2 separate regions of the Homo sapiens genome follow, and region 2 is linked to region 1. A link is a contact called in ENCODE Hi-C or POLR2A ChIA-PET data. All regions are on one chromosome and are shown on one strand. The core of a region is the stretch at or near the end of the contact, and the rest is flanking DNA. Distances in the headings are between cores, read along the strand shown. Region 1 overlaps RUNX1 (RUNX family transcription factor 1). Region 2 has its middle 89 kb from the start of RUNX1.

Region 1 (4,944 bases), core at 360-2,859:
AATGGATTACACTTTCAAGGTAGAAGTATTAATGTCCAGACTGTTGAACTGCAGCACTTGAGAACTTCAAGTATCATATGACTGCTGACATGATTTCAGCTTTGCCAATAATTACAATTATCATCATCAGAAACATTTTATAAACTCAGGGGATCACCTGTCTGTGTTCGGTAAGAACGTAGAGTTTTGGGCTTTTTTTTTATACCTTTACCTTTGGCAAAAAGTATTCCATGGGCTGGTAAATGTTTTATAGTAAGGCGAATTCTCTCCCAAGGATGACAGGAAAGAAGGTCTGGCTGGGAAACCGGCAATGAGGTCTAATGACTAGTTCACAAACCCAGCAGTAGAACTGGCCCTATCAACCCAAGCCTTCTGTTCCTTTTCAGGACTTCGAGTTTGCAACTTTTAAAAGTCAGAGTTTTTAGCAGGTATTTTATAGATTGCCATTATAAGAGGCCTGGGATAGAGAAGAGACAAAAGTCTGACTTCAAAAGATTTAGACAAAGTGGATTTTGTCAATTTGACTCCAGCGTTCAAAGGAGTCTTAATTTTCAAAAGCATCATACTGTTTGCAGATGAAAAGGGGAGGAAAACCAACGCTATTCTTAGGCAAATGTGTAAGGAAACTTAAATTGGACACTGTCCCACTAGAAGACAGTTTTACATTTCTTTGGAGTTAAACATTAATTTTCTCTTTATGTCCCAACTTTGTGGACAAAGATAACAGTGAACTACCGTAACTCCCAAGGGTCTTCATAGCCAGAGCTTCATGATCCTGCAGGTAGCAGTGTAGGAAGAGCAGACTTCTTTAGGAAAATACTGGGTATAAGTTTTGTATAGGTCAGGACATAAAGAAATGAGCTATTTCTGCTCATTATAAAATATTCAGATCTGCTTCCTCCAGGGGCTTTTCATTTCCAGCAGTTCAAGTTTGCCTTTCTGTTTATCTCTTTGAAGCTGCCACAGTGGATAACAGAATCAGACATTTGGAGACCCAAGTCTTCCTCCCCAGTATTCTCCTGACAGCCTCCCTCCCTCCCTCATACTGATTCATTTCTTTCTTTTTTGTGTGTGAGTGAAAATAACTGATTTTTTAAGTTTAAAAAACCTGGTAGTTCCCAGGCAAATAGTTTAACTTGGAATCTTTGAAATCTAATATTAAAGAAAGGTCTTCATTTTATTCCAAATTTTAGAGGATTTAAAGAGCTGGCAAGGAACAAAAGGAGCTGGTCCATTTTAAACTCAGCAGAAAATAAATGTTCAACCTTGGCTGAAGCTCCTGTGTAATCTTACAGCTAACAGTGTTTCCAATGACTAAAGGCAAACAGAAATAGCAGACGGTTCAATATCCCCATGCTACTGCAAGTATTTTGCTCCAAGTGAAAAAAAAATCATATACTTAGATATTTTGTATAAGACATGCGTATATACTAGATACACACATTTACTAAGTGAATATATAGTACTCCAATACTTTAATCATTTTAAAAGCAAACAAAAGAGGTTTCAGAACTGTCATAAAGCCCCCCGGGGTGTGAACTGCAGTACAGTAATTCACGCCTTGTTGTGTAGACAGCCTCACACCTCTAACCCCATGTCTAAAGCCACACTAAGCATAAAGTACTATGCCATGATTCATGCTCCGTCATGTTTTACTGTAGTGAAAAAGTCGTGCTAGGCTTTTCTAAACTCATAATTAAACCATGCAAACGTTGCATAATATTTCACAGCCTTTAAAAAATATGCTTTGGTAAAATGATCTTTATGATTAAAGTCCAAGTTCTATGAGTTTTTTTGTTTTTTAAAGACAGGCTTGCAGATTCCACATTTTCTGACTTCACACCATAACTTAGCTTTTCAGGTGCTGGAGGGGAAGATGGCAGTCAACACCCTGAAGCCCACCCAACCCCCACATCAGTTTTCTTTCATGAGACCACAGTGACCTGTGCTTGGGTTCATTGCCAGTGGTGGGCCAGAAGGTGGGGATGGTGAGCCTCTAATGTTGGGGTTTTAGTTGTTTCCTCTTCTACCTGTGTTACTAATAGAAAACAAAAACAAAAAAGGCCTGATAATATGGTGCATTCTGGGTTTAATATTCATTACTGTCTTTGGTCTGACAGGGCCAACATGAACTCATGGGCCACCCGAGCACTGGACTAATAGGCAGGAGAGGTGAACTCTTGGTCTTTCTGTCTGGTGAGCAACTGGGTGACATTGGATTACTCACTGACACTTTCTTATTCTCACCTCCGAAGGAGGTGATCCCTAAATCCTTTCCAATGGTGACAGAGCAGGATTCTAATTCCAATAGGTCCTACACAGTATTTCTTTGCTTTACTTGTACATTAAGCAGAGTCAGGGAAGAATCAGATGTGGGGTGAAGAGTGGTGCCTGTAATAATAAATTTGTGTATTCTAGGAAGAGGAAGTAGAGGAGAGTACGATGGGAGTTATCCAGAAAAGGCCCCAGGCTGAGGAAGAGAACCACTGTAAATCATTCTCCAGAGCACAGGGCTACTTGTTCTTGAAAGAGTTGCCTCTGATAAGTCAATCCATCTAAAAGAACAAAAGCTTATTGAACATTTACAGTGTGCCAGGAATGTGCTAATTTACCTGGCAGGAGAGTGATGAATAAGACCAACATGGTCCCTGCCCCACAGGCACTTACAGTCAGTGAAGATCCCAGGATCTTGTGATGCTTGGAAAGGCATCTTCCTGTGGCATTAATCATCATACTGGGTGTTGCTTCATTCATTTATTCATTCATGTGTTCATGAAATTACTTTTTCATTCACTCATATTTCCAACAAACATTTTTGCTTCACTTGGGCCACTGTTTTGGGGACTCACTAGTGAATGGAAGGTTCCTGCCTTCTGGAAGTTACAGCTACTAGGGTGCCCAAGGGCTGTATCTGGGCTAACTGCTAGATTAGCTGCCTAATTTGGACTTGCAAACAGCTGTTCCCAAGGTAGAAACAAGAACCCTAGTGGTATCTATTACATGCTTATGTTCTGCCTCTGAGAGGAGGAGACTAGGGAAAGCACCGAACTCAAATCACAGACAAATTTCAGTTTGCATCCTGCCTTCACCATAAACCAACTGGATGACCTTAGGCAGGTCACTTATTTTCTCTGATTCATAGTTAGAATTCTGACTTCAAAGGGTAATAGGAGTAAGTGAGATAAACTATATGGAAAGCAAGTATCACAATTTCTGGCCATAGTAAATGCTCAATAAGTCTGAATAACCTTTATGATTGTATTACTAAAAAGGAAAAGAAATCCATGCCAAGGGACTTATCTGATGTTCATTGGTGAGACCACACACATTTGCTCCAGGATAAGGCTCAAGTAATAGTGTTTTGTTCACAGCTACAGTCTTGACAGACACACTCTTCAGGCTGGAGAGGAGCTGGGCTCAGGAGATTAAATGGTAAAGGGGCAAATTTCCAAAGATTGGAAATTTGGGATTAGGATGGAGAAGGCAGGAACTCAGTATCTCAACCAACTCATGTTTCTATTAAAAAATACTGGATTCAGGGCCGGGCGCAGTGGCTCATACCTGTAATCCCAGCACTTTGGGAGGCCGAGGCGGGTGGATCATGAGGTTAGGAGATCGAGACCATCCTCGCTAACACGGTGAAACCCTGTCTCTACTAAAAATACAAAAAATTAGCCGGGCATGGTGGCGGGCGCCTGTAGTCCCAGCTACTCGGGAGGCTGAGGCAGGAGAATGGCATGAACCCAGGAGGTGGAGCTTGCAGTGAGCCAAGATCGTGCCACTGCACTCCAGCCTAGGTGACAGAGCCAGACTCCGTCTCAGAAAAAAAAAAATAATAATAAATAAAAAACACTGGATTCAAAAATTTAAATTTGAGCCTTTATGCATACTGGTTTTCCAGGCTAAATGATGTCTGATGCAGCCACTTTACTGAGGCCATTTTGTGATGGGTTATTTTCAGCTTTTTAATCATCAATAATGGGTAAAACAGGCCTTCTACTCCTTGATCCCCATTCCCTTCCATTTGAAATGGGAAGTTAGGGATAAGGTAGAGTTGAGGTTAGTGGTGAGCTCAGAGGTGTACACGGCATATATCACACAAGAAGAAAGGAGAATGCTTTTATCTTTTGATGCAGCAATATTAAAATGTCTCTAGAGTCAACAATGACCCTTTTAAATAATTCATGTCAGAATGTCCTGTTGCTTCTAGTTTCAGTTCCAAAATTTAAAGAGCTTGAGAGTCATCACTCTTGTTTTTATAAGAAAAAATGCTGAACAAACTGAAAATCCATGACTTTTCTTAAGTCCAATGGAAAGCTGAAGTTGCAGGGCAAACTGCAACCCCAAATTTTGAGAAGCAGGCAAATATAGAGAATCATAGTGAGGTCTGCTTGCTGGGAGCAGAATTTCTGAATTCATAAACTGATGAGAACACTTAATGGTGATTTTGACAGATTGCTAGAGGCTCAGTACAGACTAGTGTGCGAATAAGACACTCCTAGGGGCTACAGTTTCAGGAGGAAGTGCACTGTTGTGGGTTTTTCATTCAGGAACTCCACCAGATTCTCACAGGATCCAATATATTATTATAACAGTGGGTTATGGCTGAAAGAGCTTCAACATACTGACTAAGGAGGAGTTCATAGAGAAGCTCACAGATGACATGGGAGACAAAAACAAGGACGCTAGAGGAATTTGAAGTCTCTGGTACCTTCTGAAAACATTAAATACAGCCCAACTCTTGGGTACATGAGAATAATAACTCACGCTAAAGGCCTACTAAGTTCCTATTGCCTGATAAATCATGTTAAACTTTCAATAAAAAATTACAAGAAAGGCAAGAAAAAAACACAGTCTGAAGAGATAAAGCAAGCATCAGAACCAGACCCAGATGTGACACAGATTTTGGAATTACAAGACAGGGAATTTAACAATGATTAACAT
Region 2 (4,944 bases), core at 1,354-3,853, 340 kb after region 1:
AATGGTTTTGCATGCTGCATGAAAATGTGGAAATAACTTATACTGTTTGGTGGTAAAATGTAAGAAATTAGACAGATGCATGAATGCTCTTATGGGCAGAAGAGAAGCAGCTGCTTTCCAAAAACACTCTGAACTTTCAGAAAAGGGAACAGTCACTGATTCTAGAATCAGGAGGAAGAATACATAAATGTTATCTGCTGCTCCTTTTGGTTAATTTGGTTATGGAAGGCAGCTTCTGAAAAGGGTCACACGCACCGTATTTTGGCATAAAAAACAGAATCACAAGGAAGAGAAGTACCTCCCCCACCCCCACTTGGGCTGTGGGAGGACCCTCATCCATCAGCGTCTCTGGTACAGGGATAGCTGCTGGCTCAGTGGCTCTGGCCTTCATCCTGGGGTCCTGCTGCTGCCAGGGTGCTGTCTTCTCACCTTTTCAAAGACCCTCATCTCTACTGTCCCATATCCATCCCTGCTGACCAAAGCAAAACTAGGTTTTTCTTGCTTTTCCTGGGCTGAGCCTCTTATTGTTCCTAGACACAGCCAGCCTGGTGAGCACAGGCAAACTGGACATTGGAAGACCCAGCTGCACAAAGACTCCTTCCTGTGAGAGGCTTGGAGAAGACTTTGCTCTAGACACACAAGGGAGCCTGTGGGAAGGTGAGAGAGATATCCCTTCTCATTCCAAGCCTCTACCGGGAGGAAAGGTTGCTCCCAGAGTTGGGGTTGTGGAGCTGTTTATCAGGGTTGGGTCAGATGGAAAAACAGAGGACTGTATGTAACCTAAGGTGAAGTAAAGAATCTAAATATGCTCAGAGAAAGGCCTGGCCTTTTGCTCTCAGCTTCTGGGAAGTGATCTGTGCCTTTGGAATGTCATGTCTGATAGGAGTGGCTTTGTTTGCCTGCAGGCCTTGGACCAGCCAGATAGTGACAAGGTGATTTTGGGTGGGGCCTTGGGTCACATCAACAAGCCTTAGTGAAGATGGGGGCTTTAGGTCATGTGGTCTCAGCTTGGTCTGAGGGGCTGGGAACTGAGCCCAGTTACCTGGGCAGCCAGCCATGCCTAGGTGGTGATAAGACCCCAGCGGAGCCCCTGGATGCAAAGGCTCGGGTGGGTTTCCCTGCGTGGTGTGTTGTTGCACAGCATGCTGGAAAAGTGATGCTGTTGTTATTCACAGGGAGAGGACGATGGAAGCCCTGCCTTTGGTACTCTCTGGGTTCCGCTCTATGTGCTTCTTTCCTTAGCTGATGTTAGCTGCATTCTTCCCGGTAATAAACTGCAATCACCAGTGAATAGCTTTAGTGAGTCCTGTGCTCCTTCTAGTGACTTATTGACACTGAGTGTGTTTTTGAGAGCCCCCTGAACTTGAAATTGATGTCAGAAGTGAAGGTGGTTTTGTAGACACTGTGGCTCTAACTTTGCAGTTGGATAGAGGTGGCAGGAGTTCACCTGTATTTTTTTTTCCCCTAAAGTAGGGTCTAATTCACCCCCATCAAGAGGTGTATTCTAGAATTTGCACACGGACCCCTTTCTTTCTCATTTCTGTGCTTTTTAACAGAACCACTAACTCTTATACCCTCTCGGCCATACATTATCCACTCACATTATTTTCATTTGAATCACATACTCACGTTAGTAATTCCTTCTTACTTGTAGCTGATGAAGTTTGTTTGTTTATTTATTTATTTATTTATTTATTTATTTTAGGTTCTATTAACATTGACATACCAGGCCCCCAATACATGTGAGTTCTCATCTCTATTAGTTTTCTGGAGCTGCCATAACAAAGTACCACAAATTGGGTGACTTAAAATAACAGAAATTTATTGTCTCACAGTTCTGGAGGCTAGAAGTCAGAAATCAAGGTGTCGGAGGGCCATGCTCCCTCTGAAAACTGTAAAAGAGGCTTCTTCCTCATCTCTCTCATAGCTTCTGGTGGTTGCCAGTAGCAGTACTGGGCACTCCTTGACTTGTAGATGTATTATTCGAATTCTCTGTCTGCACATGGCCCTCTCCCTGTCTGCACAAGGCATTTTGTTTTTTTAAATAAGGACAACTATCACATTGGATTAGAGACCCACCTTACTCCAATGTGACTTCATCTTAACTCATTACACCTGCAATGGCCCTATTTCCAAATAAGGATACTTTCCATGAAACTGGGGGTTAGGACTTCTATACACATACACAGATGTGTGTGTGTGTGTGTGTGTGTGTGTGTGTGTATAGGAGGACATAATTGAGCCCATAACCCCATCCATTTCCCCTCATGAAAGATAAAGCTAAGTATGTGAGCTCCTGCGCCTCAGTTCCTTCCTCTGTGAAATGGGAAAGATTATATCACCACTTCCCATCCTGGGAAAGGATGAGAAGAGATACAGCCTCTACATGCACAGCACTGGGCACACAGTGCAGAAATAAGAGCTCATTGTCTCTGGGAGGACTGTTTCTAAGTAGGGTGTTTTCTAATGCATTTAAGTTCATTAAAAGCCAAGGTGTGCAACGACACTCCCCTCACCTGTGCTTTCTCGTCCTTCTGCCACCAGGTGCCAGGGGAGCCAAGAAGAGCAAAACCAAGGAGGCATTGTTTCCTCCAGAGCCTCATTCATCAACTCGCTCTGAACAGTTAGCACGCTCAGACAGTCATCTTCTGCACCTTGCCTTTCCCTGTGTCTTGACTGAGGGCTTATCTGAGAGCCTTTTGTTCAGGCTCATAATTATTCAGTGACTCAGGAGCCCACAAGCATTACCCACGGAGCCAGACAAGACCAGCAAGCTCTGAGGACCACCTGTTCCAAGTCATTTCCTGTGTGGGCGGCAACTTCACAGGGCTGAAAATACGAGTTACGGTAAAAATGTCTTCAACCCTGGCGCGCTGGATTGTTGAAACTCGATGGAATCTTGCTTGATTATGTTCAGGCCAGACACATTTCATTATCATTCTTTGCATATATATTAAAAACTCTAACCCCTTTACAAACAAATGTTCTCAAGGGGCAGACAGCACACCCTTGCCTCATGACATTGCTCTAATAGAGAAAACACCCCAGTGTTTCACCCATTAGGTCAGATCCACGAACACAGAGTGCAGTTGGGAAGGATGTGGGCAGTAATGAAGGTGGTGCTTTTTGCTCCTGTGGGTGCTATGGACAGGTGAGGGTTCAAGGATATTAACAACAAATTTTAAGCCATACCTTACACTACATTGGAGCTTAATCAAATTCTCTGTTCACAGTATGCCTAAATTGGCCAATGGAACGGAAAAAAAAAAAAAAAGCAACCCACCCCCAAGAGTTATTTATGTCATGTAGACAAAACCTGGGTTCGTTGACTGATTATTTCCACTCTCTAGTGATGGTCGTTGCATTTTCACTCTGAGTTGAATTGCTGCATTTTTCCATAAATATATCTGCTCCTCTGGAAGAAGCTTTGTTGCTTAGCCTTATTGCCCTTCACGTCTGCCTTTCTGACCTCATAGACTGTCAAGTTCTTAGTTGGTGACTAAAGTATAAAAGTAATTTCTTTCTCTCTTTTTTAAAATTATTAAAGCCACACATGCTCACTACAGAAAAGTTAGAATGTAGATATGTGTGAAGAAAAGAAAAATTAGCCATTAGGCCCACAATCTAGGGAAAACTCATTTTGGGCATTTGGATGGCTTTAATATGCATTCACTATTAAATGATGAATATGATATTATACATAGTATACTAATATATTATGATGATGGATCAGTGCTGATGTGTTTTAACATAAATGTATATGTTAGTAATGCTGCTGTTTTATCTTAACAGTTTTTCAAACTTGCATTGTTTTGCCCTTCAGCTAAAAGGGTAGGGAATTTGCTAGGGATATAAATTCATTAATCATAAAAATTATGTCATAACAGCCTGCACAGAAATCACAATAGGATGCAGGACATAGATTAGACTAGAGTTGAGATTCTTGCCCCAACCACAACTGTTCAGGCTTTGAAAAGAAAACAAATCTTTTTTTTTTTTTTTTTTTTTGAAATGGAGTCTCACTCTGTCACCCAGGCTGGAGTGCAGTGGTGCGATCTCGGCTCACTGCAAACTCCGCCTACCAGGTTCACGCCATTCTCCTGCCTCAGCCTCCCAAGTAGCTGGGACTACAGCGCCCACCACCACACCCAACTAATTTTTTTGTATTTTTTAGTAGAGATGGGGTTTCACCATATTAGCCAGGATGGTTTTGATCTCCTGACCTCATGATCTGCCTGCCTTGGCCTCCCAAAGTGCTGGGATTCCAGGCGTGAGCCACCGCGCCAGGCAGAAAACAAATCATTTTTAAGCACTGATTCTAAGTCAGCATTGCCCGGTTAAGCTCTTACATTTTCACCAGAAATCAACCCCCGAGACTTAGCAAGTTTGAGTGACCTGTTCCCAGTGGTGCTGTTCTGACGTGTCTGATGTCAGATCAGAAGCTCAGGCCTTCCAACCCAACGCATAAACTTTCTTTTGGTATAAGTATGTTCTTTGTATTGCTTATACTAAAATAATTATTTGTTGTTCATCTGAAATTCAAAGTGCATGGAGGTCCTGTATGTTATCTGGAATCTCAGTGGAATGAACTAGGGGTTTTATAATCAGCATTTGTCCCTACTGCTGAGGCTGTGGCATGTGAGCTGTTAAGTATTTTGACCGTATCCTTCTGCAAACACTGGACCATTTTGTCTTTCATGCAGCCGACTTATTTATGATCAAGGAGAACGGTATAGGGAAATAGACCCAAGTTCATATTACAGGAAGATTGTGTGACGTTACAGAAAGAAACATAACCACCTGGTTAAAACCTTAGCTGTGTGATCTTGTACTAGTTACTCAACCTCGCTGAGGCTGGGATTATGCAAAATGGGGCCAAGCACACCTGCTTCTCAGAGTTTTGGCCATAATGAATGAGGTAATGCATACTATCCCATAACGGGC

The links. A loop is a pair of places that touch in the nucleus more often than their neighbours do. ChIA-PET counts read pairs that join two places held with the same protein, here RNA polymerase II (POLR2A). Pooled maps may share reads with other maps.
Region 2: a loop to region 1 is called in a pooled map, with 2.8 times the contacts of the local background. The contact joins two enhancer-like sites. A Hi-C loop is called at or near these places in 2 of 50 pooled maps. POLR2A ChIA-PET finds 5 or more read pairs at or near these places in 2 of 52 experiments (OCI-LY7 and activated CD4-positive, alpha-beta T cell).

What each region holds. Positions count from the first base shown.
Region 1 is chr21:34,799,727-34,804,670 of GRCh38, forward strand. All of the region lies in intron 7 of RUNX1 (RUNX family transcription factor 1), which reads right to left. Among named protein-coding and RNA genes, the nearest start is that of RUNX1-AS1, 34 kb to the right of the region's middle. Within about 2 kb of position 1,610, at least 3 of the 41 ENCODE cell types and tissues checked have a DNase peak (open chromatin) inside an H3K27ac peak, as active enhancers do.
Region 2 is chr21:35,136,193-35,141,136 of GRCh38, forward strand. No RefSeq gene overlaps it. Among named protein-coding and RNA genes, the nearest start is that of RUNX1, 89 kb to the left of the region's middle. Within about 2 kb of position 2,604, at least 5 of the 41 ENCODE cell types and tissues checked have a DNase peak (open chromatin) inside an H3K27ac peak, as active enhancers do.